Regions from separate parts of the Mus musculus genome. Here regions 2, 3, 4, 5, 6 and 7 are each linked to region 1. A link is a loop called in an ENCODE intact Hi-C map of the cell type or tissue named here. Cell type or tissue: left cerebral cortex. All regions are shown on one strand.

Region 1 (4,000 bases):
ACCACGAGCAACAGATGTCAGCGCCATTTTGTAATGGCGACCGTGAGGGCGGCTCCTCACACTGGCTAGTTTTGTGTCAACTTGACACAGCTGGAGTTATCACAGAAAAAGGAGCTTCAGTTGAGGAAATGCCTCCACGAGATCCAGCTGTGGGGTATTTTCTCAATTAGTGATCAAGGGGGAAAGGCTCCTTGTGGGCGGGACCATCGCTGGGCTGGTAGTCTTGGTTCTATAAGAGAGCAGGCTGAGCAAGCCAGGGGAAGCAAGCCAGTAAATAACATCCCTCCATGGCCTCTGCATCAGCTCCTGCTTCTTGACCTGCTTGAGTTCCAGTCCTGACTTCCTTGGTGATGAACAGCAGTATGGAATTATAAGCTGAATAAACCCTTTCCTCCCCAACTCGCTTCTTGGTCATGATGTTTGTGCAGGAATAGAAACCCTGACTAAGACAATGGGTGAGGTGGGGCAGAGGAATGTGCAGTGTTTGTCACATGGGATGGAGTCAGAAAACAGGACTGGGCTAGCAAACCTTAAGGCCTTCCCTGTGTGACACACTAACTCCAGCAGGCTCCACCTCCTAAAGGCTTCATGACCCTCCAAAACAGCACAAGCAACACATGAACCTGTGGGAGACATCTTAGACTCAAACTTTATGACAGAAGGGTTGTTTGATAGCCCTCCACTTGGATAAGCCCCAATGTGTGTTGGGGTCCTTTTGTGACTTCATGGTCATCTCCCTAACCCCATACTTACTCTCTCAAAGTCACCTACTCCATCAATTCTGCCTGGCTACTTTTCAAATCCTAATTGTGTTCTGTATCTTGCCCAATGTTTGGCACTTCTAACAATTAGCATAAAGGTCTGACATATAGTAGGTGGTCATCTGCTCCTACATTAGCATAGACCTATAGTGTGCCAGGTGTTGTGAAGGGCACTGGGCACGCTGTGGTGTTAAGCATCTACCTTCGGGAGTGTTTAATATACTGTCTCCCTGGTGTGACAGGAGATGAGATACAGACACAGCTCCAGAGAGTCACTTCTCAGGTCTGTGAAATGCTGTTCCCTGGAAAACAGCTCCAGGAAAGTAGGCTCAGGCAGTGCGGAGCACCTGTGCAGACAACAAGGTCTAGTCCTCGGCTCATAGCAAACAACAATCACAGGACATATTGGGCCTTGTCGGGTGTGTGTGTGTGTGTCCAGAGTCTGTCTTCTGGAATGAGTAGGAGAGTGTGGAAGTCTAAGATGATCCTCAAGCGAAGACATGGAGCTACTAAGTCAGGGGCCTTCATAATTCTCCTTGAATGCTCACAACTTTGTGATGTAGGCTCTGGGGTTCATACACCCATTTTACAGACCCAGAGAGATCGACTTGTCTGCGGTGGCCAGTGAGCTGGCAGCAGGGTACATGTGATGCCTGGACGCCCATCTCTGTTTTTATTTTTTCCCCTTTCTCTGATCTTCCTGCCTCTGCTTCCTTTTCAGCATGCTGGGATGGCAGGCTGTGTGCCGTCCACCCAGTTATTGTGAGAACCCGGCCTAGTGCAAGCCCAGCACAGTCTACCAACTGCTCTGCCTCCCTAGTCCTGGACTTTTCAACTCGCAATGGGTGCTTTGGGTTGTAGGTTCAGAGCACAGACTGGAGGTGATATCACAGCTCTGAGTTGCCGGCCTTTTGACGCTAGCCAAGTCACTTTTCCAAGTCTTGATTTCCTTATATCCATAATTCTAAGCCTTCTTGTGAGGTAGCAGTGTGACGGCCCAAGTAGAAAAGATTCTAAGAGAACATGGTAAAGCTCTCAGAACACACAGCGGCTGCTGCCTCAGAAAAAAAAAAAATCCCAAAGTTCTTTTCTTTTTGTAGAAGCTGAAAGCCAAAGGGTGGATGATCTCACCTCCTTCCCCGGAAGGAAGATGCAGAACTTCCTGGGAACCGCACATCCCTCCTTCCTCCTCCGAGTCCAAATTTCAAGAAATGCAGCTAAAATTGGCCCTCAAACAGCTTTTGCAGAGCACGCCGCAGCTTTTTTTGGGCCTAGAGAGCCAGTTTCCATGATGAAAGTGGCACAGAAGGAGAGACCCAGCTAAAAACAGCCACCGCCCAGGCTGGTGTTAACAGGATGCAGCCTACCCTAAGATCTGGCAGTTCATACGCCCAGGCTTCCGCAGCTGATTTGCGCATCGCCACTAGGTGGTAGCATCGCGACATGAGGCGCGGGAGCACACTCCAGGACCCCAATGACCGAGAACCCTGTGAGTGAGAACATTAACCTGCCTTGGAATTCGCCACTTCATTGTCTTGCTTTTATTTTGGGGCATGCATTTGCATTACAGGAGCTCCACCGAAGAGTACTTCTTTTAGGGGATTGGGACCCAAAGAGGTCTTGGGCATCCTGGCTGCAAACACCAGACACCCTGAATCACCTAACCCAGCAGGTTTCACCATGCCAACCTGGCTTCTTTTTGAACATTCCAAGCAGAGGCGTCAGAGTCTAGAGGGAGAAGGTACGCATTTGGAGTAAAAGCCAGCTGTCTCCTTTTCTGGGTGCAGGCAGTGTGGCTGCGGTGTCTCAAGGCCACTGAGGCATTATAACCTAGACCCTGAGCAGGATATGAAGGGACTGTTTTCAGAACAAAGAGGACTCACTGCTGTTTCTACAAGTATGTGTGAGGCACATGCATTTGTTAAATGCACTTGCCTGGGCCTGCAGAGTATGGGAGGCCAGAGATGACATTGGGTTGTTATCCTCAATTGCTTCTCCTTTTTATTATTTTGAGACAGGGTCTCCCATTGAATCTAGAGCTCATCTGTGGCTACACTGGTTAGCCAGGGAGCCCTGTAGTGCTGGGGCGATTTACTTTCTTCTCCGGGAGGCTGGGGCTCCTAACTCAGCTGAGAACTTACTTAACCAAGCTTGAGGGCTCACACAGCCGGTGTTTCATCCACTGAGGCATCTCCCCAGCCTCTATTGTCTATTGTCTATTACAGTTCAGTTTCTCTCTGGTCCAGTGTATAGTAGATGCTCAACAAACACACATCACGTTTTCTCATCTAAAATGCTTGGGACTAGAAGTGCTTTGGACTAGGATGTTGGAATACATGCACAGATACAGTGGGGTGTCTTGGGAAAGGGCCCTGAGTCTGAACCCTGCATTCAGGTATGTTCTGTATGTATCTTTTATGCATAGCCAGAGGTCAGTTTTATAAACTTTTCCATGCACCTGTGTTTTGACTGCAGCTGTCATGCAAGGTCACATGTGGAATTTCCCACTCGTGGTCTAATTTGCTCAGTTTTGGATTTTGGATTTTTGGATTATGGATATTTATTATCTTAGTTTGGGGACCACAGAGGAAGGTGGACAGGGTGGGCCAACACTGTGGACACCAGGAGTTTTCCTTTAAGAAATGTAAATTCTAGTCCCTGTCTGGCCACCACCCGAGGCAGAACCTCCTGGATAGGCTCTCGAGAGATCTCAAAGCACACACTTGAGTTGCTCCACAGCGAAGCTTCTTCTGGCCCCAGTGATCAGGAATTTACCTCAAGTTCTGCGAAATGGCTTTATTCCTCAGGCTAGTCCTCCATTACAACCATCTCTCTCATTTTCCTCAAGCGTCTCCAGCTTTCTCTGCCTGAGCACAGGTGTGTCTGGCTGATGCACTGCACTGTATACAGGTGTGTCAGCCAGATACACTGCAGTGTGCACAGGTGTGTCAGCCAGGTGCACTATAGTGTACACAGGTGTATCAGGCTGATGCACTGCACTGTGCATGGGTGTGTTGGGCTGATGCACTGCACTGTGCACAGGTGTGTTGGGCTGATGCACTGCACTGTTCATGGGTGTGTTGGGCTGATGCACTGCACTGTGCACAGGTGTCTCAGGCTGATGCACTGCACTGTGGACAGGTGTGTTGGGCTGATGCACTGCACTGTGCACAGGTGTCTCAGGCTGATGCACTGCACTGTGGACGGGTGTGTTGGGCTGATGCACTGCACTGTGGACA
Region 2 (4,000 bases), 440 kb after region 1:
TCAGAGATCCCACTGAGTGCTGGGATTAGAAGGCATCTGCCTCCATGCACAGAGCACAGAGCACAGTTTTAACCTGTCTGACAGCTATTACTTTCTGGTAGAGACAGGCACTTAACAAAAGGCCAGTAGTGCAACGTCTAAGACCACAGAAACTTGCTGAACACGAATAATTGAGAAGGCAGAGAAAAGAGCCAATGGCAGTCCCAGGCACGACTTTGTTTCTAATTCTCACCTCCCCTAGAATACTAACACATACAATGTAATAGAGACAAGTGCTAATTGCAATTATTTCTGGTATTAATTTGTCAATATTCAGCTTCAAACTGAAGATAACAGGGCACTGCACAATAACATTTTAATGTTAGCTCTTTGATAATGCATACATTTTCTTTTATTGAGCACATATCTCATGTTAGATACTGACTGAGGAATTGCATATTTTTCTCTTTAACAGCCCAATGGCATTATTATATTACCAGTGGGATAACTGATGGGTGACAGGGAAAGGATATAGTTTACTTACAATCACACCCTCTTGGCAAAGCAAAATTTCCCACCTATTTCTGACTGCCAAATATGTGATCTTAACCTTGAAACAATCCACTTATATTTGCTTGTATTTATATATGGATATAGCACTGCAAGGGTGAATTGTTTCACTGATTGAGACGTTGGTGGCTGAGCTTAGGATTGTATACATGCCAGGCAAGTAAGGTATATTCAGAGCTGACCTGCCTTTGTGTAAATATATGCATTTTCTTATTTGATCCCTTATTTGACTGTGAATTAGGTTACCCTATGTAAATTTTAGAGATAAGAAAACTGAAGCACAGGGAAGTATAGTAACCTACTCTATTTTGTGTCCCTTGAGACTTTATATTCAATTAATAGCCTATCATACATGTAGCACCAATTAATTTTCCTAATGACAGATGCTTCTCAAGTGCCTGCAACCTCTTCAAGAGGGAACGGCATGCTCATTGCAACTTCATTTACACCATTAATTTGGTAAATGTCCTCTAGCCTCCATCCAACATGTCAGATTCCAGCCTTAATAAAACTTAATGAGATCTGGCTATAAATATGTGAAGGTAACTGCTTGTGCAACACTGTAATATTCTTGAAAAAATTTTTTTACCTCATTTATCATAGCTTCTAGAGAGGAATCCTCTTCAACTTTTACGAGAAGGAGGAAAAAGATGCTAACTTTATGCTCCCTCATGATTCCGTGTTAGAAACAAAGGCATGAACTGATTTTACCTTCAAATTCTTTCTCTTTTTGATGCCAAATGCTGCTTGGCCCCATGCCCATAAATGTTGACAGATTTCCTACTATGTATAGACTTCTATTGTACCTACTATGCACAAAGTTTTATTGTGCTTTTACTATGAAATAGTACAGGAGAAATAGAAAGCATAACTATACACACATGCAAAATGTTAGTAAAAGTAAGTAAATAAACAAATAAATAGAATTAAATGAGATAACACATTGATTGTTTTCCTGTAATTCTTTAAGGGATTTTTGTGTTTCCTCTTTAAGGGCTTCTAGCTGCTTACCTGTGTTCTCCTGTATTTCTTTAAGGAGTTATTTATGTCCTTCTTCAAGTCCTCTATCATCATGATGAAAAGTGACTTTAGATCCGAATCTTGCTTTTCCAGTGTGATGGTGTATCTAGGATTTGATATGGTGGGAGAATTGGGTTCTGATGATGCCAAGTAACCTTGGTTTCTGTTGCTTACGTTCTTATGCTTGCCTCCTGCCATCTGATTATCTTTAGTGCTACCTGCCCTTGCTATATCTGACTGGAGCCTGTCCTTCCTGAGATCCTGGGTGTGTCAGACCTCCTGGGAGTCAAGCTGCCTCTGGGGCCCTGAGATCCTAGTGTGAGCAAGCTCCTGGGATCCTGGGATCCTGGGATCCTGGGTGTGTCAGAGCACCTGGGAGTGGTGCTTCTTCTGGGTATTGTGGGGATGGCTGTGGAGTTTGCTCCCAAGGTCTGCTCAGGACACCAGCCCAGACCAGAAGAAACCTGTGCCACTGGTCTGGTGGAGTTCCTGCGTGCCTGGGTCCTGCTGGTCCCAGTTACTCCCGATGCTGGGACAGACGTTGTGCAACACATTGATTGTTAATAGTAAACACGTATGGTTATTAGTGGAGGCTTTACTCTTAGGGTCATAAAGAGCCCCTGTGATAGAGTCCTAGTATTTTGTTCTCTGTGTCTGTGATCTCTTTCCACATCTGATTTCTGGCAAGTTCTGGTTGGTGTTGTATTCTTATTCATGTCTTCTCATACGACTGCCATGCAAAGTAGCACATTTTGTGTGGCGACAGATGCCTCTTCCCAGACATCCCCAGCTGTCATGTTGAATTATGCAGCTTCAACCTTGTTGGACCACAGTTCCCTGTAACACATTGTTACATCTCATACGGAGAATCACCCAGGCCTGTTAGACTGGATTTATGTCCCGCTGCAGAGTTGTAATGTCTTGTGCCATGTCTTGTTATATGTGGTCCTACTGACTGACTAGGGCAGGGGTATGGAGATTTTCACACTCAGAGCCCTGGATTCTGCTGCTATGTCACATAGCCTTGCAGACTGCCTGGCACTTTGTATCTCTGTGTATCTGCTCTTGTCCTCCCTGTGCTGTTCCTACTAGGAAGTTCCTTCCTAATGCTCCTTGATTCAAGCCATTGGTCCTTGGAAATTTTTAAGATTTCCTGCAAAGCTCATGGGACTCAACTATCTGTTATTGATGAGGGATTACTGTTTCCAATGGTCTTGTTTGTGTGCCTTACTATAACTCCTTAAATCCATTTTTTTCTGTCATGCATTTCTGTTTTATCCTTATGTAAATTTTTAGTGCTTAGGGAACTTAGTGTGGTGGCTAATCTTGACTGTCAACTTGACTGCATCCAGAAATAACTAAAACATAGACAGCTGGGGGCACTCCAGTGAGGGATTTTTGTGGGCTGGGTTATTTCAGGTAGAAAGCTCCACCCTAAACCTGGATAATTTGAGGTCCAAGACCTACTCTGAATCTGGGCTCCATCTTCTGGTGACGAAGCTCCATACTTGGCGATTAAAGAAGGAAGCTTTTCCTTTTCCCTGCTTGCCCCCATTCTGGTCAGCAAGCTTCTATCCTGCTTCTGAGAGATCTCCTCACCAGTGCTAGAATTCTTATATATATGTATGAATGCTTGCAGCCTCCGCTGTGGTAATATTGGGAAGCTAAGATATGTGGAGTATAAGGAACACGTGTGGGTGGAACTCTCAGTCATAGCATTCTAACAGGGCTGAGGAGGTGAGTCTGTACCTTCTACAATGTGAGGACCCTGGAAACCCACGTTTAAGAACAAGAAAGTTGGTATCAGACAGATAGCAAATATGTCAACGACTTAATCTTGGACTTGGCAGCTTTCTAGAGCTGTGAAAAACAAACTTCTGTTGTTTATAAACCACACAGTCTGTGGTGTTTTGTTATAGCAACCCAAACAGAGGAAGACAACAATGGGAAGAAAACTGATGTCTCTGGGGTCAGATGATTATGCTTTGGGGTGGAGTCACAGTGCTTAAGGAGCAAAGGACATTTTGAGAGGAGGCAATGGGTCTGTGGTGTATGTTCTTAGGAAGAACTATTGGACTCCTCAGCACCAAGAGATCCTCTCTGTGCTGGCTTGATGAGTCCTGTGAGTCTTCGAATAGAAACTTTAATCTTGAGTCTGTCACAATCACCTAGACAGAGTCTGACGGTGGAGGCTTTTGTGTTACCTCACAGTTTGCATTTTGTGTGTGTGTTTACATGCACACACATGCATGGCATGGAGAAGCTGGAAGATAAGATTGGGTATTGTTTCTTAAAATCCACCAATCTTATTATTATTATTATTATTTGAGACAGGAACCTGAAACGTCCTGATTGGGTTACGCTGCCTGGCCAGCAAGCTTCAGGACCTCCTGTCTCTGCCTTCACAGTGCTGGGATGCAAGTGTGGGTTC
Region 3 (4,000 bases), 1.1 Mb after region 1:
CTCACTGTCCCTCAGTATGGCAGCTGATGAGGAGGCTGGAGCTCAGCTTTATGACCTGCCCAGTCACACAGCAGAAGGGGCGAGTGAGCTGATCTGCACCCAGACCCTACACAGCATGGCCACCATGCACACCTGTGCTGGTGTGATGAAACAATGAACCCTGTTAGACCTGGGCAGAACCTCACCGGAGATTCCACAGCTGTGTGGCCTTGGTACTGGTCTTAGAGACTCCCTAAGCTTCTACTTCCAGTCTCTGGGTTGCTTTTGTTTGTGTGTCTCTGTGTGTATATGTGTGTGTGTGTGTGTGTGTGTGTGTGTGTGTGTGTGTGTGTGTTGGTGTGTGTGTGTGCATGTGTGTGTCTGTGTCTGTGTGTCTATGTATGTGTGTATGTCTGTGTGTGTCTGTGTATGTGTATGTGAGGGGTGGGGAGTGGGCTGTGCACAGACAGCCTGGTTCCCGGTCGAGCAAAGGTCTGGAACCCTGGAGACCTTGTGGGTAGTGTCTTCCACCTGCATGGAACAGCAGGTGTTCTGCTACCGCCTCCTGGGTCCCTGTTATAGACTCCCACAGCCTCCCACAGCCCCATGCAGAGAGGTCTGTGGCCATCAGTCACATAGGAGCAGCACCAAGCCCTCCCACATGCAAATAAGGTTTCCCCAAAGCTCTCAGACCAAACCAATGAGAAGTACCTGCTGCCAAACCCCGAATTATCCCCAAAACTGTATGTAAGAATCCTATCCAGGATTAAAGGTGTGGGAGAGCTACTCCGTCGGCCAAGCCTTCTGTCTTAAGAGCTGTAACATGCGGGAAGAGGTCTGCTCTCCCTGAAGCTCGGCCGCACTCCTCACTGGCTAATCAGCCCAGCTTGACCTGACTCAATGCAGGGCAGCATGGAGTAGGCACTGCAGAGACTGTAGCAGCAGCAGCAGAAGCGACTTCCCCTCCCTGGAACTCTTGCACCAGGCCGGGCCAGAGATCTCCGTGGAAAGCCTCTGGTACACAGGACAGCATGCATGTCTATCTGAACATGTGTTTGTGTGTGTGCACACACACTGCTGTTTTATACATGTATATGCATAGACATGTACTTGTGGAGGCCAGAGTTTGAGGTCACTCTTTTTTTTCAATCACTTTCTTCATTGAACCTGAAGTTTGCCACATCAGTAGAGCTGGCTGACCAACAAGCCGTCTCAGCTCCACTCCCTTGAAGTTACAGACTCACACAACCACACCCAGCTTTTTGCCTGAACTCTGGGGATCTGAACACATGCCCTCATGCTTGTACAAGTACTTTACCCTCTGAGCTATCTCCCCAGACCTTGAAGCCGCTGCTGTATGAAGTCCCAGCTAGCCTCAAACTTACAGAACTCTCTTGCCTCTGCCTCCAGAGTGCAGATTAAAGGAATGTGCCACCATGCCCAGCCTTGTTCTGTGTTTCTGAGATAGCGTCTCCTGTAGCCCTGGCTGGCCTCAAACTCACTATGTAGCCCAGGATGACCCTGAGCTTCTCCTGCCTCTACCTCCTGAGATTACAGCACCACCTTGCCCAGGTTTCTGAGGTGCTGGGGATGGAGCCCATGGATTTATGCATGCTAGGCAAGCACTCCAACAACTAAGCTACAGTCTCTGTTCCATACTTCATATTTCCCTATCTGTGAAATGGGAAGAACAATCCCAACTTCTTGAAGCTGCTGAGGATCCAACCTGATAATGGCTGTAATGCCTGGCAAGCGGTAGAACTCATTAAGTGAGAGTGGCTGCTGCTGTTATTGTTGTTGAGGTCACCATTATTATTCCCACCCATGTTGCTGAAGGCCCAGATTCCCTCCCACCCCATCCTAAGGAAATAAGAACTGAAGTTTTGTAGCTGGTCCCAGTGCACCAGCTGGTGCTCAGAAACCAGTGAGATGCAGCTTCAGGCTTAGCATGCCAGCATTTCCCTGCAGGAGGGGGTCAATGATGCAGGAGGTCACAGCAGCTCCAGGGAAGAAGGGGCCTTACTTAGCTTCCCACTCTTTGGTCACTTGTATGACCTGAAGCGGGTACTGGATCCCTAAGTGTGCTCCTCTATCCCAGAATATGCTCTCTTCCTGGCTCCTCCACTAAGAAGTATGAATCCATCAGTGCCCCAGATTCATGCTGCCCTCAGAGGCTCTGTTATCCAATGCAGGCAGGGAAATGCAACTCTGGCCAAGAGGAGAGCTGAGCCCTTTAAAGAGAAAAAGAATCTCTGCTGTCTACAACTGCCTAGGTTTTAGAAGATGCCAAGAAAGCAAGAGCCGAACTGGAGAGAATGTGCTAGAAAAGCTTCCAAAAGGCAGAAGCTTGAGTTGCGGAAGGCAGTGCTTATGTGAGACCTTTCAAGCCCAAGACTGGCTCAGTCTCAGGTCTCTACTAATCACAGTGATGCTGGGTCCACCTGCGTCAAGTGCTGGGCACTCAGCACCACCCTAAAGTCCTGCTATCTGCCATCTTTACCCAATCACAGGACTGTTTTGTCAACACGGAGAAGCTGCCGAGAAAGGGACAAACAGGAAGCAACATGCATGCCTCTGCCAACACAACCAGTGTTATTACTACCAGTGTCACTGTCCTGATGCACATATAATCTCCTGGAGCCATGGAAGAAACTAAGGGAATGGACAGGCTGCCTCGTCCAAGGTCACAAGGGAGTGGGAATAGACTGGTTAAAGACATAGAACTTGGCATCAGATTGCCAGTGTCTATTTGATTCCTCAAGAGATGGCTCAACTTGCTGGCTGCACAAGCATCAGGTCCTGAGTTTGACCCCCAGAACTGATGTAAAATAGCCAGATGTGGCAGCCTACATCACAGCAGACAGAACCAGGAAGATCGTTAGGACACACTGTCCAGCCAGCCTAGCAGAATCAGCAAGTTTGGGTTCCGTGAGAGACGGGGGATTCAGAGGTTGACAGGATGCTTGCCTAACATGCCTGAGGGCCTGGGCTCGATCCCCTGTGCTGGTGCATGCCTGCAATCCCAGCACTCTAAAGGTGGAAGCAGGAGGATCAGAAGTTCAAGGTCAATCTTGGTTGCATAGCAAATTCTAGGCCAGCTTGAGCCATGTGAGGTCCTGCCTCAAAAGGAAAAAAGAAAGGAAGGATAGAAAGAAAAGTCAACTCTAAAAACTTAGATGATACCCAGCAGAGACCTCTAGCCTCCAAACACCCAAAAACATACAAACATGAGAATCAAAACCCAACTGTGTCTGTCTAGTCGGGGTGTACCAACCTACACAAGCTAGCTTCCGCTTTGAGTTTCTGTCTCCTCCCCCACAAAATGAAGAAGTTGACCTGAATATAGACTTAAGTGAGGATCTTTGCCTGGTGGTTACGAAGAGCTCTGAGGTTCAGAAAGAACAGGTTGGACCTTCTCTCCCCTTTGGGGAACAGGGATACTCTTTCTATGGCTCTATGTCAGTTTCCTAGATTCTGTTATTAGTGCTCAGACAAGAATGGTATGTGGACCTGGGAATGAGGGGGACAGGATGACACATGGTAGGGGAGCCAGGCTGAAGAAACAGTGAGGGAGGACACGCCATGAGGGGCCTTGAGCCCAGAGCAGCATTATAGTAGAACCAGTGCCCAGTTGAAAGGGGAGGGAATGATAGAGAGACAGCCAAGGCCTCTGCTGGCCAGAGGTTGCCCTGCCCAGCACCCTCCTCAGTTAATTGTCTCAGGCAGGAGTAGCCTCTGCCCAGATGGAGGTCTTCAATCTGTGTAGCTGCACCAAGACTACTTGCCAGGAGTGAGGTGTAGCTCAGGTAATATGGCACATGCCTGCTGGTACAGTAGGTAGGGCACCAAACACAGACACACAAGCAGACTGCCTTCTTAGCTGCATGACCTCATCACCCAGACAGACGGAAGATCCAAAGCAAACCCTGGACACCAAGGCGGGCAATGAGAAAGACCCCACCCTATATGAGGTCTGGGGATTCTCAGCTGAGACAGAGGCGAGCAAGGGCCACCTTTCCAC
Region 4 (4,000 bases), 980 kb after region 1:
CCCAAGATGGGGATGAAAGTCTGTGAGGAGATAAAATCCAGCATCTGAGCCACAGCCTCTTGGTCCGTATCATCTCCAAACACCAAGCCATGGATGCGCGCCCCGGACATGAGGTCGCACACATGCGTGATGAGGCTCTTAGGGTCAGTGCGGTTCATCAATAACGCCACCACGTTCACATCCAGGGGCAAGCCGGTTGCCTGCTCCGGGCCCCACAGATTTCGAAGTTCGCGTTCTGTCACGTCGTGGCTGTGACCCAGCAGCACCGCAATGTTCAGCGCTGGAGTACCCTTCTCCGCCGCCGCGTTCTGCGCCGGACCGTGCCAGACCAGAAGGGCCGGCAATACCAGCAAGGTCCAGTAGCCCAGTCTGCCCATGGTCGCCACTTAGGGTCCCTGTAAGGTGGAGGAGAGCGAGAGGCAGGTGGTGGTCAGTGAGGGGCCCAGGAAACAGGATAGACTGCCCCTGCACCCGCTCTGAGAGTCGAATGTGAAACCCGACACCAGCTCTGACTGTTTTTGTCACTCTTTAGAATACTCATCCTTGATGCCATCCACATTCTTCGACCCATGTCCATCTCCACGTATCAGTCCAAGCCGAGCTATTTTGCCATCCCTGTCCCCAAGCCCATCCTGGCATCCTCCTTCCTTCTCTCTTGTCTCCAGCTGACTCCCTCAATCCCATCTGGGTCCAAATTCCACACAAGATTCCCCAAATTTGACGCAGACAACAGCTCCTAGGCTCCCAGAGAGCCATGAACCCCACTACCACCCACAATCAGAAGCCCAGGCCAAGCCCTCTTTGCAACCCTCTCTCTCCGCAAGTGCGTGGACCAAGTTATCGACCCCGCCCCCTGCTCAGGAGCAGCGAACTCCGGACTAGCCCTAGCGTGAGAGGCGGTGCCTGCATACTGCAGCCTGAGTCTGTGGCGAGCCTACAGGGTTAACTGACCCCACCCCCTGGGAGCTCGCCCAGTGCGCCACGGAGCTCGCCCAGTGCGCCACAGACCTTGCTCCTTTAGTGGCACCCACCAGCTGCAGATCCCGCACCCCCCCCCCATGCGAGGGTTACAACAAGCGCTTGAAAGTGTAGGTGCTCTTTGTGACCCCGGGCTCTCAGGTGCACAGGGGAACTTGAGGCCGGACTCCCCACCACTACCTTGCTGGGAGAAGCTCTATGTCAAGCCTCCCTGGACCCGCCCCCTACACACGGGTACGCACAAGCAACATACAATCTCATGCCGTGTGAAATGCTGAATTCTGGAGAGTAGGAGCTCTGCCTTCCACCCCCACCCTAACACCCCGCAAGTGGGCCAGCGCGTGGGAGCTGGCAAAGAACGTGCGGGGGTGGGGGTAGGCTCCCAAAAAGCTCTCAGATAGATGAGGAGTGTGCATCCCCTCCTCAGTCTTTCCACTGCAGACCCTGGAGCCAAATCTTAGATGCACGTGGGCAGTGGGCTGCACACGCTAACAGACACGCGCGCTTTTCTGCGCATATCCCCAGGCCGCCTTAGAGATGCCCACGGCCAGCTGGAGCCTTCAAACGTCCTCAGACGGTGTGCACACAAGCACTGTGCCAGGTGCACAACAGTGCTTGCCTGAAAATGCCTGTACGGTCGTGCACGCGTGTACAAGCGCGCGCCCTTCGGCTCGGGTGTTGTTGCACCCCGGGGGAAGTTGGGGCAAACTCCAGCCTTGGCTTTTTAGGGTGAGCAAGGTGGAGTGCAGGGCCGCAGCGCCACCTGGTGCTCCTCCAACGCCTCGCCATTGGGCTCTCCCTCTCCAGTTTTCTCTCCCTCGCTCTTTTCCCCCCATCTCCCTACTGAACCCTCTCCTCTCTCTTCACCGGTTGAGCCTATATCCTCCCAGGCCCGGGAAGTCCGTATCACCAACTAGGACGTACCTGTAGCCGGAGAAGGTGGAGGATGCAATGGGGCGTGCTGCGCGCACGAGCATCTCGGCCGCCTCAGCAGCCACCAGGTTTAGCGGGTTCCCGCATGCTGCGGCCCCTGCGTGCTCCCCTGGCTGTCCCGCGCTGTCCGCATCACCCCCACGGGGGGCGGCTATCCCAGCCGGAGGCTCTGCAGCAGGGCTCTAACCGGGGCGGAGGAGAGATGGAGAGGCAGGGTCAGCCCACCAGTGCTAAGGGAAGGTGGGGGGAGGGATGCAGTCTGCAGTGCTCACAGCCCCCTTATGCACCCTGGGGGCTCGACCAGAGAGGGAGCTGGAGCTTGGTGCCTATGACACCCTCGGTGCGGGTCTTCACTTCCTGTGGCTGATAACCAGAGCTCCTTTCAGGGACGCACCGGAGAGTGGAAGCCCCAGGTTGGCCACCCACGAGAAGCTTAGTGGGAACCTCCACCCTCACCCCCTACCACCACCTCGGCGCCCGGCTACTGGGAGTTGTGCGACCAGGAGCTGCTGAGCCTGGGGTGGGGGGTGGGGGGCAGGAAAGGAGGGGGCGCTGGCTGAGTTTGCTATGAGCCGGGAGGAGAAGAGGGGGAGGGAAGGACGCGGGCTCCCGCGGTCCCGGATCCCCGAGGGAGGTGTGATCACTCCCACGTAGCGACCCTCTTGTGCGTCCTGCCGCCCCCTCCTATCCATACCTTCCCCCCACCAGCTTCTCACAGGGCCCTCCCAGGCTCGGCGTCCCGCGCCAGCACTCACCGCAGCCTCTCTCCACATAGTTCTCAGCAGTGGCCACCCCTGGTCATCTCCAGGGCTGATTGCTGCCGCCGCGACTCTCAGAGCTCATCCGGCCCCATGCTCAGGCACAGCACCCCAGGAGCCTCTCTCCTAGAGCCCTGGCTCAGCTTTATGCTCCACTCCGGACAGCGGCTGCCAGGTCCTCTGAGCGCGCCTGGACACCCTCTCCGCAGTCCTGCTCCTGCTTGGCGTGCGTGAGTGTGTGAGTGTGTGTGTGTGAGTGAGTGTGGGAGCGCGCGCGCGCGTGTGGCCGGGGATCCCCGCGGTCCCTGGCGGAGAAGGGCGCAGGCAGAGGACCGCAGCTCCCTCCTGGCCCTTTCGCTGAAGGGCCAGCTCCGAGCTGGGCGTTCGGTTCCTCACTTGGTCAGCGGGAGCCCAGGAAAGAGCCTGGCCACCGCGGTTCACAACACTGGAGAAGCCAGGATCCTAGGGCACGCTTCTGCTGCGGTCGCCTAGGAGGATAGAGGAAAGCAGAGGCGCCCACCACAGCAACTTAGGACTTGTTCTCAGCCAGCGAGACGCAACGCAGCAACCCCCGCGCAATCCGACGTTGTTTGGAGCTCTGGTCCGCCTGCAGCCGCCCACCCCGGAGGCGGGCCAAGGCAGACCCCGCAGTCCCTAGGCGGCGACGCGGAGCGCGGCCACCCTCTTCTGGAGCGCACGGCGGCAGCGGAACAAGGCCGACCTAGGTGTCTGGCTGGTGACGGGGGGAGCTTGCGGTGGCGCGCAACCTTGGTGCTGAAACCACGCTCTCCGCCCGCTCCCGGGCGTCTGGTGCTGCTGAAGAATCAATTATTCAGATCTCTGCTACGGATTCCTCCTCCTCCAGTGCCTGGCGCTGGGTGCAGCAATCTCTGTTCCACGCAAGGCACGCCGACACGCACACACCCGCCCAGGATGCTTCTCTCAATGCCTCACCACCCTGATATGGGAACCCACTCTGATGTCAGAGAGCCGGGAGCTTAAAATCAGAAACATATATACTCTCTCCAAGCACAGACACGCGTGCGCGCGCGCATACACACACATACACACACAGACGCGCACCCACAGACACACATACACACTTGCTGCTTCCTTCTCTAAGTTGTTCGAGACAAAACGTAACCCTGTGGTTGCCTCTTCTAAGTCACCAGAACGGATAAGCCAAGAGCCTGGGGCTAACTGGCTGTGAAAACTGACTGGCTCCAATTCTAGCAGCTGGGCATGAGGCTCCTTGTTAGATGTCTACATTTGACCTTTGTACGGTCAGTCACTTGAATCCCAACACCTGTCTCTGCCTTTCTTCCCTTCCC
Region 5 (4,000 bases), 740 kb after region 1:
TTTGTAAAACACTAAAAGTCTTTTTTATGTATATGTGTGTTTTGCTTTCATGAATGTTTGTATACTATTTGCATGTCTGATGCCCTTGGAGGACAGAAAAAACCATTGGATCCCCTGGAACTGGAGCTAGGTGTGGTTGTGAACGGCCATGTGGGTGCTGGGAATCAAACCTGGGTCGGTTCCAAGAGCAACAAGTGCTCTAAACTGCGGAGTCATCTTTCCCTCTCCAGCACTCTTAATCACAGGGTCTTACTTAAGAATGCACACAAAGGGGAAGTGAGAAAAACAGGACACAGGGAAAGTTGCAGCCATAGAAAACATATAGTGAGATGTAAAATGATAACAAACAAACAACAAAAACCTAGATTTGGATTCAAGTACCAAAAGCTGTGTGTCTTTTGTGAAGTTACATAACATCTCTGGTCCTGTTTCATCATCTGAAATATGATGATGATGATGATGATGATGATGATGATGATGATGCTAGAGAGGTATTCTGTCCAAAGGTATCTCTCATCCTTAACAGAAATATATATTTTAAGATGTCATGCCTTACATAAAGCATATTGGCTTTGCGGGATGTCCAGCCCTGTCCCCGCAACAAAGGATGCTCTGATTCAATTTCACTGACTCCTGTCAGTCTTCTCAGTGGCTGAGTGAGGAAACCAGGATCAAACCACCAGATAAATGTGAACAAAACTTATCTCAGATGTTGTTCACAAAAAAACTAAAAAGCAATAATAATAATGATGATGATGATGATAATAATAATAAAACCCAACTACAGAAGAAAGGAGGTTCTCACAAAAGAGTGTCATAAGACAATGATCCTGAACCTTGATCACACTGTGCCTGAAGTCCACACATGTTTGGGATTTTATTATGTGAAAAAACTTCCTTATATGGATTGAATTAAAATTATTGTTGCCGGAAGAAGTAAACATTTTGACTCACATCTGAAAATTAAAGGTAATGCGCTAGAGCTTACCGGCACATAGGGAGCTGTCAGTGCATGCTGGTTGTATGGTTAGGACACCGTCACACTCCTATTACATCATATTTTAAGATCCATATTCTTACTTAATGGAACATATGCAGTGAAGTCTCCCCATTTCCTTCCAAGTGTAAGGATGTATTAATTACATTTTTAGAGGTTCTTTTGTATTACTAGTGCTAAAAGTATATAGAAAATGAGCATATTTCTTCAAGAGCTGTTTACTATCCTTTGGGAAACTATATGGATTATTCCCGTGGCTGGCCATGATGTCATGAAATGAGGTGAATCTCGGGAAACCGAGGTGACTTGGACAACACACCAGACCTCAGCAGAGCTGTCAGCTCATTCACCAAACTTCAAGCCTGGGTAGAAATGTGGCTGGTCTCCTCTGCCCACGCACAACACAGCAGGTGTCATTGGGCCTGACAGCGAGTCTTCCATTTCTGGGATCCACGCCAGACTTTGTGTCACCAGGAACTGGACAAGGGCTCCGAGGCACCTGCAGAAGGCACCATCCAAGTGATACAAGAAGAGGGAGCGAGAAGCCAGGGCAAAGGCAAAGAATAGGTGAGGAGACCCAGCCTGGCTCTCTAGCTCCCCCACCCGGCTGGGACAGGGAGGGTCTCCACCATGAATAGGAGGAGGTGCAGAGACCAGGACAGGTCCAGGATACCCATCCAAGGGCACCGTGCACACTGCCTCTTTGCCCATATTTTTCCGTAGAAAGGATTTTTCATGTGACCACTTCACAGCGTGTCAGTTACTTTCCAAACTACTTCCACATGGAAGCAAAGCTAGAGATTGTTTTCCTCTCCTGAACCTCATCCCCCTCATCCCCTCCAGTTCCGCAGCCTCTCACGTCCTCATCAATCCAGATCAAGCATGTGGCTTGCCACCTGCATCCTAGCTCAGGCTCCGTATACCTAGCTCAGGCTCTGTCGGTAAGATACGGGGTTGGCTGCCTATGACTCAAAGGGCTGAGATGAGCGGTCTGATAGTTCGCCGCACGGGACTTTTTATTTTCTCCTAGTATTGATCGAAGCTCCTGCTGTGACTCTGCAAGGTTGCAGTGAGCCAAGATATGTCACCAGTGGCCACAGTCATGACATCTTTGAAAGAGTCCCAGTACCTGCCTCTATGTGGAGCAGGTACTTGATGCTACAAGATACCCACCAGGCTCCTCCACAGCATCAAACACGGGGCCAGAATCTCCTGTGAGGAGGGGCAGCTGCAAGCCACAACGCAACATTTCTCTCCTTCCCAGGAATGAATATGAAGGCACATGTTAATATGAGCGGACATCCTCTTTGGATTTTTCATTTTCCCATAAGTGATTGTATTAGTTATCTTTCTTATTGCTATTCACAAATACCTACTAAGTAGCCACTTACAGTTGCAAAAGATTGTTTTGGCTTTCAGTTTAAGGACACTATCCATTATGGCAGGGAAGAAACTTGGACATCTGGTCACACAGATCACAGTGAGGAGACAGAAAATAAGGCCAGGCTATTAAATCTTAATAAGGCTCCTCCTCCGGAAGGTTCCACAACCCTCCCAAACAGTGTGGGTCCCCAGCAGCTGGAGACCCATTGTATACAAGCTTATAGGGGACATTTTGCACTCAAAGCAGAACAGAAACTTCACTCAATTTGGGGACTGCAAAAGCCATTGATAATCTCAAAGCCCAAGAATTGTATATTTTTGATGTGAATACAGTCTCTCCTCTTAAGTTGCCTACTTGAGATTTCCACTTGAATCCTTCAAAAGCATATTCAATTCAACATGTCTGAAATGTACATATCTCTGCTTCTTACCCACCCCACAATGTTTCTTTGTCAGCTTCTTGTGTTTAGTAAAAGACGTAGCCATCCACCCAGCTGCGAAGTCTGAAATACTTTTCTCTTCATTATGTCATACTCGTCCATCAGTGCTGGTTACCTTGGTACCCAGTGAGCGCTAAGCGAATCACTTCCTTTTAGAAGCTTGGCTGGAACTCCTCTAAGTTGCCATCCCTGCCATTGCCTCCTGGCTGGTCTCCGTGTTTATACACTGAGACCTCCCACTCCCAATATGCACTCTGCCAGCCGGCCCCCAAGTAATGAAGGTAGTACTTGTATTTACTTTATCTCCTCACTGAGCTGGGCCACAGCAAGCATCACTATATATTACTAAGTGACCAGGTTTCAGAATGACCGTATCTCCAGTACTCCACCCTGAAGGAAAGGAATCCATATGTCTCCTTTGCTAGGTGTGTGCTGGTTCCAAGACTTACATCTGGCCTTAGGCAAATCTGAAGAGTATTTGTACTCTTGTGTGACCCTCCCCCACCAATAACCCAAGCCACCTAACCAAGGTAAAGTCGCAGCCAACTGCTGCTTCTTCTGAGTTGCCAAAATCAAGTTTCCACCATTTGTCGAGCTATTCACTGGATGCCAATTGGAAATGATTGACTGCCATTGCGGGGTTGGCATACGGTGCTTTTGACTTCCAGCCAGAAGAGAGAAGGCTGGGTTCCAGGAAGGACGCTGCTGACTAAGCTACGGGACTCGATACCCAGAGCACTCAACCCACCCGTCCTGGGTCCAGCAAGACACAGGAGGGAGGCAACATCAAGAAGTGTACCCTGCAAAGTACCAACTGTACCCTGGGTGTTCACACATGTGTCATCGGCACCACCTTCCCCACAGATGCTTCGGTTGGTCTCACGTTTGCAAATAAGGAGACGGACAAGTTAAGTCACTTGCCCAGCAGAGGCAGGGCACTGTTTAGAGATCTACATTCTACAGTCAGAGCCTGCTGCAGAATACCTTGTCTCAGTTTGGCATCTGCCCCTGTGTTCTCTCATTACACCTCTTCTTTGCTGACTTACTCTGGGTCACACTTCCTGTCCCTGAATTAAGGGTCCCCATCAACAGAAACAGCAGAGGCCCACAGGATACTGTGTTCTCTGGGGTAGCTAGCGCATTGCCAGAAATGTTTGTGCAGCAAATGCTGATCCCACTG
Region 6 (4,000 bases), 260 kb after region 1:
CAGGGTAAACATTTCAGAGGTACCATCACATGGCACATTGCAGAACTGAGAATTCTACATTACACTTTAAGAGTACTAGGGCTCTGCCTACTGGTTACAAATAACTAACATTCATATTATGTGAATAATGAGTTAAAAAGATTAGAATGCAGAGAGAGGAAGGGTGAAAGTCAGAGAAACTCCTCATTTGTATGTTGTTAAGATATAAATATTTACTGAGCACTTGTATACTAGACACCAGGCTTCATTCAAGGTTTGGAAGATAGATAAACAAAACAGGCTAGGTCTCTCTTCTTAGGGCTCTCTAGCCTAGCTGAGAGAAATTCAAACATGAAAAAATATAACTTGGTAGTTATATAAACAGTGCAAGTATAAAAATAGGAGACGGGTCAGAGGGAACTTGTTGCTAAATCCTCTCAAAGCTTAAATGCTTTAAATGACAAGAAGGAGACATCAGGGTTTCTAGTGCTGTGAAGAGACATCGTGACCATAGCAACTCCTATAAAGAGAAACATTTAATTGGGGCTGACTTACAGTTCAGAGGGTCAGTCCATTATCGTCATGGTGGGGAGCATGGCAGCATGCAAGCAGACATCATACTGGAGAAGTAGCCAGAAGTCCTACATGTAGATCTACAGGCAGCAGGAAGATAGAGTAACACTGGGCCTGGCTTGAGCTTCTAACACTTCAAAGCCTACCCCTAGTGAAACACTTCCTCCAATAAGATCACTCCTCCTAATTCTGACACTCACTATGGGCAAATGGGGGCCATTTTTATTCAAACCATCGCAAAGGCAGATATCTGAAAACCAAAAGGAGTCAGAGGATAAAGCTTTGGACTTGAGTGGCCAAGTGGTGGCTATGCTAAGCAATGGGTTTGAGAGCCAGTGTGAGAGGAAAGACTGGGTGTGGTTAGGATTCCTGTGATGGCTGAGGCTGTCTTTGCTTGAGTTGCTGATGTGAGGAGGGAAAGGTGATAAAGAGAAGACACATCCCTGTGTGGATGAAGAAGAGATTGAAAGGTGCTGGGAGGAAATTGGACCTCTGCTTGTCTTCACACAGTAGGACACAGGACAGACACTCAAGTGGTGTCCTTAAAAGCTACTGAACTCTAGTCCAAAGCCTGGCTGGCTGCTTCATCCTACAGAGCTGCCTTCGTTATCTTAGGCTTGCTACTTACTTGGTGCAGAATCTTAGGCAACAGAATCCACCCCAGCTTTAGTTTTTCCCATATTGAAAAGGATATTAGACGAAGTCTTGCCATGTGGTGCCATTGAGATAACAGCTAGCCTTATGGAGTACCCACCCACTATGTATGTGATTACATCTCTAGTGTAGCTCCATAGAGGAATGACTATTATGGCTCCATTCTATGGACAAACAAATAGAGGAGTAGAGAACCGTTGTATTGCAGTTTACTCTGAGCTGAAATATTCCATCCTGGAAGAAGCCTGAGAAACTCCGGAAGTAAACAAACTTGACACGCCCAGAAAGTTGAAACTTCTATGATTCACAAGGTCTGGCCCCATGGTTAGGGACACAGGAATAGCTTCTAAGGGAGGAGACTGATTTGCTGAGCAGTCTGCAAGTTGTTCAGAGAGTTGCAGGGTGTCAGCTTTTGAGAACTGTTGCCCTTGGTGGGGTGAGCTTTTGTTGCTATGGCTGCCTTTGTGTCATTTGCACTCCCGTAATGAGCCACAATAGGCCTAATCTGGTCACCGAGTCCCTGTCAGTGTTGGGAGCCACAGTAGGCCTAGTTGGGTCACCAGGTCAAACTTCCCTGTCACTGTTGCTTTGTTCTGTCATCATTTCCTATCAGCCTCGAGGAGACATTTGTTTAATGTGTTCCCAGAAATAGTGCACAAAAGTTATGTGATACATCCAAAGCTCCAACTCTAGGGGCCAGGCAAGAAGAAATAACTTGTCCAGATTCACTTTCCTTGTGAGCCACACAGGTCACACTTAGACTCCAGAAATGGAAACCTGGCTGCTTCTCACCACAGGTCTTTTCCTGTTCTCAAGACCCATGTACAATACCAGATTATGATGTCACTTCCATGTCAACTCTACTTTCTCAAGGCAAGAACAGTGGTTTAGCCTGAGCTGTGCTGCGCTGCGCATGCCCCCCAGCAGATGTGCAGGGGATGTTGCCCAAGGGAGAACAATAGCAAGGATGGGATTCCTTTGTCTGTCTGCAGTCTTCCTGAGGAGCACTTGCTCTTCTCTTGGTAGAAGACATCTTTCCCCAAATTTGACAAGCCCTATGAGTGCACAGAGGGGAGACAGACATGGGAGCTCACATTTCAGCATCTTCTAGCTCTGCGCTTCCCTCTCAGCAAAGAAAATGTCTCATGAAAATGGGAATTAAAGCAATAAGTTGTATTTGGCACCAGCCAAGTGCCCACACAGGAGCTAAACATAGAAAAAGGGAGGAGAAGACCACGAGACAGAACAGGAAACTTTCCCTAATTCATTCTCTTGCCAGCATGCGAGACAGCGAGCATGCCATGGGCAGGACAATTAAATTGAAATATGGCCCAGCTAAGCAGAAGAGCTGTTCCAGCACGAAGGCCAGAGAAAACAATGACAACCCTTTGAGGGAGGTTGTGGAACAGGGTCCTCAAGGCAAGGTCTAATTATCTTAGCAGTGTCCATTTCAGAGCCGAGAACTAGCCTAAAAAATAAGTACCAGGTCTCCAGGCTCTTGCAAGATGAGTATTTAATAACGAGAGGAACAGACAGGAGTAATCCATGTGTGCCCTGAGACCAAGCATCATTTCACAAATGAAGGGATGTGTCTGACTGTACCTCTAATTGTGGAAAGAAAATGCCCATGAGGACTGAGCTCATGGAAGGAGGTCTCAGGGCAGGTGGATGGTGACACTGTGGCTGTCCCCTTTCCCCACACCGCCTGAGAGCTTTCCACTACTTCAATAAGGGAGATGATCTTAGGCAGAAAGGACCAGTCTGAGTGGTGAATAACTTTTGGTTTTGGAGATGAGTGACTGTAGAGCCAGTGGTGAGGTGACATGAAGTTTAGGAGCTACAGCCACTTCTTACAATGAAAAGACTAGCCATCCTGAGGGCTGTTTGAGGAAGCTCAGCCACTGTTCACTCTCCATGTTTTGAAATTGTATTCCATTGCTACAAACTCTACACTCCCAAAGCAGCATCACCCTTTTCCCCACCTCTCTAAGCTCCAGCAGGAGTTGGCTGCGGGAGGGCAGGGGGGAATAGGGATGATCTTACGTAACGCCTTGGTGGCCCTGAGTCATTTGGGTATTAGTTATTGTTTCCTGTTGCTGTGATAAAATACCACGGCAAAAGCAATTTAAGGGAGAAAGGGCTTATTCTGACTCATAGTTTGTGATTGTAGTCCACTGGGGCAAGAAGTCAAGGCAGCTGGAGTTTGTGACTTTGCATCCACAGCCAGGAAACAGAAGGAGGCAAGTGCTGGTGGTCTTCATCTGGATTTCCCCTTTATACTCAGCCCAGGACCCCGCCCATGTCATGGTGCCACCCACGGTTAAGGTGAATCTTTGTATCTCCTTCAACTTAATCTAGATAATCCCCATAGCCATGACAGAGGCTTGCCTTTAGGTGATTCTAGAGTCAAGTTGACAATCGATTCACCATCACAAAGGTGAACTGTAAATGTCTCTGTTTGGCTTTATTCCCATATTCCCTTTGCTCCATTTTTGAGACTTGTTTTCAGGTAGTCCAGGGTGGCCTTCAGTTCGCTATGTAGCATAGGATAGCCTAGGACTTCTGGTCTTCCTGCTTCCATGTTCCAGGTAATTGGAATTGTGGGCATGCGCCATCACATCTGTTTTTTGTGGTGTTAGGGATCAAACTCAGACAAACATTCTACCAACCAAGTTGTCTCCCTTGCCCCATCCCTTGATACTCTAGAACAGGAGTGTATCCCAGGATATTATTACAACTTGGCTCAAATTTCATTCAGTACAAAAACTTTTAATGATACTTTTCAGTTTTTTAA
Region 7 (4,000 bases), 730 kb after region 1:
CATGTGTAGCAGAAGATGGCTTAGTTGGGCATCACTGAGAAGAGAGGCCCCTTGGTATTGCAAACTTTATATGCCCCAATACAGGGGAATGCCAGGGCCAAGAAGCAGGAATGGGTGGGTAGAGGAGCAGGGCAGAGGGAGAGTATAGGGAACTTCCGGGATAGAATTTGAAATGTATATAAAGAAAATATCTAATAGAAAATAAATAAATAGAAAAAAATGTTCCTGTGAGTATAGGATGAATCTTGGCATAGCCTTGACCCCAAATGGGAGGGGAAAACTGTAAGGAGGGTGTGCGACTGGAAAAGGCCTTAGGGTCCCTCATTCCCCCCTTTTTTCTTGTACAAGCTCTAATTCTAGAGCTACACTCAGGGTTCTTGAGTAAGTAACTCATATTCTTCAGGTTCTGTCCTCAGCGTCTCATGTTGCTGGCTCAGACCATCAGCTGCACTGCTCCTATTCTCTGTCTTATGAAGGCTATAAGCTTGTTCAATATGCAGGGTCCAAAGGTCAACAACAGCAGGAGAACAACTAGGGGTCCTAACAAGGTGGATATGAGGGTGGTTAACCAAGGGGAGGAGTTAAGCCACGACTTGAATCTGCCCTGACTCTGTTCTCTTTCTCTCTTCAGCTTGGCTAGCCCTTCTCTCACCTTGGCCATTGAATCTTTAACTACCCCCAGAATGGTCTCCAGTATGTATTTCCCAATGTTTCACAGCCCCAGGTAGCACAAAAAAAGAGGTTTCCTCACCCCATTCCCCACTGATGGGCCTGCTGCTGGCTTCTCCCATCTCAGGGCGCACATATATAGGGATTTCTTGCAGGACACTCCTCAACTCCGGGTGTCCACACTCTAAGCCCCGCCTTCCAAATTGACCTTAGAGACTGGCGCTGACTGGGTGGTGCTCCTTCATTTGGCTCTGTTCTGAGCTCAGAACATCCCCTACCATTTTAACCTGACCACTTTTGAGATCCTGTACGGGACCTGCACTCCCTTAACTCCGGCTCTTGACACCCCCTCCCCCCAGAGTGACTTTTCAGGCTGAAAGGGATCTTATGACTCAATTGCAAGCTTTCCAGATCAGCTACTAGGAATTGTGGCCTAAATTTAGTGCTCTGTATGACGCAGGTACCCCAGAGGTTCCACACGAGTATCAAGTTAGAGACTGGGTAAGAGGCATAATGCTGAAAACTTGAAAGCAAATGGGAAAGGGCTGTTCCTGGTGTTGTTGATCACCCCAACTGACCACTGTAAAAGGGTACAGAGTAACTGACTATGTTCACATAACTCACGTCAGACCAGCATCTGCACCTGACACCAACTTGATAGCAGCCAGACACCTGAGCAACTCCCTCAAGCTCAAGATCGCCTGCCTTTCTGCAAGGCCTGAGAAACCATGAGATGGCTATGGTGTACCTTCCTTCCAGCTGAGCCTCAGCACCCCCACAACCCTACCAAAGTGACTTGGCAAGTACTCTCAGCCACTGGGGATGTAGCTTGGTCCACTACAGAGGAACACCCACCTTATACCTGGTGGCCAGACCTTGTCTTTGACCTCTGTAAGTTAGCTGCCGATCTTGACTCCTGGGATATCCCCACCCTAGAGACACGGGGAGGAATTACCCGAATGAGGGGGGTGAGGGACTTGCAGATCTAAACCCCCATCTCTTCTTATGCTGGATTCATATGCAGGAATTGCCCTTGCTGCTAAGCTTCAAAGTTCACTAAAATAATTTACTAACTCATGAAAGTGAGGAAGGGGGTGTGCAAGGATCACAGATCACAGGGGCTGGATAAATCCAGAATGCCTTCTTCAGCCAAAAAGATGATCTCTACCCCTGGATCAGCCTAAAATCAGAGACTAATTTTATCTAGTTGAAGACAAATTGGGTGTCAAAATTTGCCAAGTCATCAGAGAAAAGGACAAAGGCCAGGCAAGGCTGGAGAGATGTCCAGTGGTCAAAGGACTTGCTGTTCATCACAGGACCAGAGTTCAGTTCTCAGCACCTGTGTAGCTCCAGCTCCAAGTGATGTGTCACCTTCTTCTGGCCTTAGACAACATCATCATGGCATACACAATATACCAATACGTTGACAAAAAGAAAAGAAATCTTTAAGAATGAAAAAATGGCAAATCTAGGTATTTTCCTAACAAGAAAAACATGCAAATAGACAATACAAGCTTATAGAAGTGCAAGTTTCCAACATGTTGGCAGCTTTACCCAGCAGATGTACCAACAAGAACAGCAGACCTCCACCAGCCCAGCAGGGGGCACCATTTGGCAAATGGGCTGCCTGCCACCATACTAGTTTGTATTTCAGAGGACAAAATTGGACAACACGGTCTAATAGAGTTAACTCAACCAGCTGTGTGGCTGACAGACAGGTTGGCACCTGCTTTCCACCATGGATCTGGCTGAGCAGCATGGTCTATTCTGGTTCTCCTCACCATGTTAAACCACTGTAAATAGGGTAATTTCCCACACACAAGTTCCCACCATGTGTGTGCAAATGATCCTGTGTGTACTCGGGGAAGACGGGAAAACGGCTGCATGGAAAAGAAGCCAGACCTTTAAAGGACCCACAGAGTCACTGCTGAGGGAGAAGTGAGTGAATTGAAACTTGTTGCTGATGCAATATTATCTCTGGCACATGGATATGACAGTAGTCAGACATGCCACCGGAGATGCGGGGTCTCAATTGGAAGCTGAAGCATCAGGCCACAGAGGCAGTTTAGCAACAGCACAGCCAACAGCGACATTTCCCATCTGCGGGGAGGTACATATGTTCCATTGATTTGCATCCCATTGACTATGCAGAATTCTTAATAAGTCAGTTGGAAGAAGCCAAACCAGAAAGCAGTATATGTCATGAAAAATACAATTCAACTGGGTAAGGATACATATAAACAAGGGGGGAATGCTAGGGCTATGGTTTACCTAGGGTACACATAGACTTGCACTCCCAGCACTGAAAAAAAAAAAGATATAAAAAACTCAGGATTTAAATTGAGCCCATGAGCCTTGAGAACAGCAACTTTCTCTCCCTGGGAAAAGTGGCCTGGACCTACACAGCTACACGCACAATTTGGTTAATGTTGCTAATGCATACATTTTCTTCCATCTTGGCATAAGGGATAGGCTTCACGGTCTAACAACATAATAATATTCTACTCCGAACATGTTTGGGTTTTGTCATTTTCCCTTAACAGTTAAGAGCTATGGTTCCCAAACAGAGATAAGTTCTGCTCAGATGAATTGGTGCCACTGATGGCATTGTTTAATAGAGGAAATTCACCATCAAGAGAAGAACAACACTGGCCATGAGGTTAAACTGCCAGAGTTTGTGAATGCCCTCTGAAGTTAGCTAGCTAGGGAGAAGAGGGCAAGCTGTTATTTTGTCTCGTTTTTTCTGTGAAATGGAGACGTTAATATTAATTGTTACTTCTGAGGGTTGTATTAAGTTTTAACTAGTTAGTAAACAGAACATGTTACTACAGTGTTTCAAACTCCAGATCCCTGCTAAGTGGTCATCATACATGCTAATCGTGGATGTTGTCGCAATGCCACTAATTCTTAATCAATATCTCTTCTCCCTCTCGGAGATTGCTACAGGAGACAGAGACTCTTCAGTCTTACAATCTTATGTGATTTTTCTTTCTTTTCTGAATCTGAAGGCATAAGAGCTGGGACAGTCTTTGAGGCATGTTAGCTACTTTGTATCTGCTTTGCTGCCTTTCTCTGTAAACGAGGAAGAACTTTATGTGACTCAGAATTGCTGAGGTTTATAAGTGTCTTGCTCTCTCTATTTTATTACATGTATTAATTATGTAGCAGGAAGCAAAATGATCATTCTACTGTGTTATGTGACACAGACCCAAAATGTTATGACATATGTCCCTGGAAAAAGCACTGGCATGTCACACAACTTCCAAAGAGACCCTGAGGCTGAGGGGGGGGGGGGGGTCTCTGTGCTCCCTTAACTTGCAGACCTTTATAA

The links. Hi-C counts contacts between places; a loop is a spot of excess contacts. Peaks named below come from ENCODE experiments on the same cell type or tissue, not always from the same donor. Only the 100,000 strongest peaks of a DNase experiment are listed, where the experiment ranks them.
Region 2: it touches region 1 in a loop (5-fold over the local background); 8 of 42 quality-filtered maps call a loop at or near these places.
Region 3: a loop joins it to region 1, with 2.9 times the contacts of the local background. A loop is called at or near these places in 4 of 42 quality-filtered maps.
Region 4: a loop joins it to region 1, with 12 times the contacts of the local background. A loop is called at or near these places in 18 of 42 quality-filtered maps.
Region 5: a loop joins it to region 1, with 3 times the contacts of the local background. A loop is called at or near these places in 5 of 42 quality-filtered maps.
Region 6: a loop joins it to region 1, with 12 times the contacts of the local background. A loop is called at or near these places in 3 of 42 quality-filtered maps.
Region 7: it touches region 1 in a loop (7-fold over the local background); 8 of 42 quality-filtered maps call a loop at or near these places.

Annotation. Positions count from the first base shown.
Region 1 is chr16:9,007,439-9,011,438 of GRCm38, forward strand. It overlaps a transcript of Gm30444 not described here. Among named protein-coding and RNA genes, the nearest start is that of Gm30444, 12 kb to the left of the region's middle. In left cerebral cortex, a CTCF peak has its summit at 2,184 (motif pointing right); a DNase peak (open chromatin) is centred at 2,077; H3K27ac peaks cover 3,312 bases.
Region 2 is chr16:9,449,878-9,453,877 of GRCm38, forward strand. No RefSeq gene overlaps it. Among named protein-coding and RNA genes, the nearest start is that of Gm41418, 170 kb to the left of the region's middle. In left cerebral cortex, no CTCF peak of the experiment used is centred here; DNase peaks (open chromatin) are centred at 2,360 and 3,072; H3K27ac peaks cover 760 bases.
Region 3 is chr16:10,059,334-10,063,333 of GRCm38, forward strand. No RefSeq gene overlaps it. Among named protein-coding and RNA genes, the nearest start is that of Gm30668, 55 kb to the left of the region's middle. In left cerebral cortex, no CTCF peak of the experiment used is centred here; DNase peaks (open chromatin) are centred at 2,223, 2,895 and 3,308; H3K27ac peaks cover 2,246 bases.
Region 4 is chr16:9,992,157-9,996,156 of GRCm38, forward strand. Grin2a (glutamate receptor, ionotropic, NMDA2A (epsilon 1)) reads right to left here and starts at 3,657. Exons shown (of 14, transcript NM_008170.4): 1 at 2,667-3,657; 2 at 1,903-2,093; 3 at 1-395. The coding sequence starts at 377. In left cerebral cortex, CTCF peaks have their summits at 272 and 1,744 (motif pointing left); DNase peaks (open chromatin) are centred at 242, 631, 1,448, 1,738 and 4 more places; H3K4me3 peaks cover 4,000 bases; H3K27ac peaks cover 4,000 bases.
Region 5 is chr16:9,749,774-9,753,773 of GRCm38, forward strand. The region is part of intron 4 of Grin2a (glutamate receptor, ionotropic, NMDA2A (epsilon 1)); the gene reads right to left. Among named protein-coding and RNA genes, the nearest start is that of Grin2a, 240 kb to the right of the region's middle. In left cerebral cortex, a CTCF peak has its summit at 1,605; DNase peaks (open chromatin) are centred at 1,470, 3,035 and 3,530; H3K27ac peaks cover 1,697 bases.
Region 6 is chr16:9,272,372-9,276,371 of GRCm38, forward strand. No RefSeq gene overlaps it. Among named protein-coding and RNA genes, the nearest start is that of Gm41418, 5.6 kb to the right of the region's middle. In left cerebral cortex, no CTCF peak of the experiment used is centred here; a DNase peak (open chromatin) is centred at 2,403; H3K27ac peaks cover 1,364 bases.
Region 7 is chr16:9,733,190-9,737,189 of GRCm38, forward strand. The region is part of intron 4 of Grin2a (glutamate receptor, ionotropic, NMDA2A (epsilon 1)); the gene reads right to left. Among named protein-coding and RNA genes, the nearest start is that of Grin2a, 260 kb to the right of the region's middle. In left cerebral cortex, a CTCF peak has its summit at 2,266 (motif pointing right); DNase peaks (open chromatin) are centred at 2,302 and 2,690; H3K27ac peaks cover 695 bases.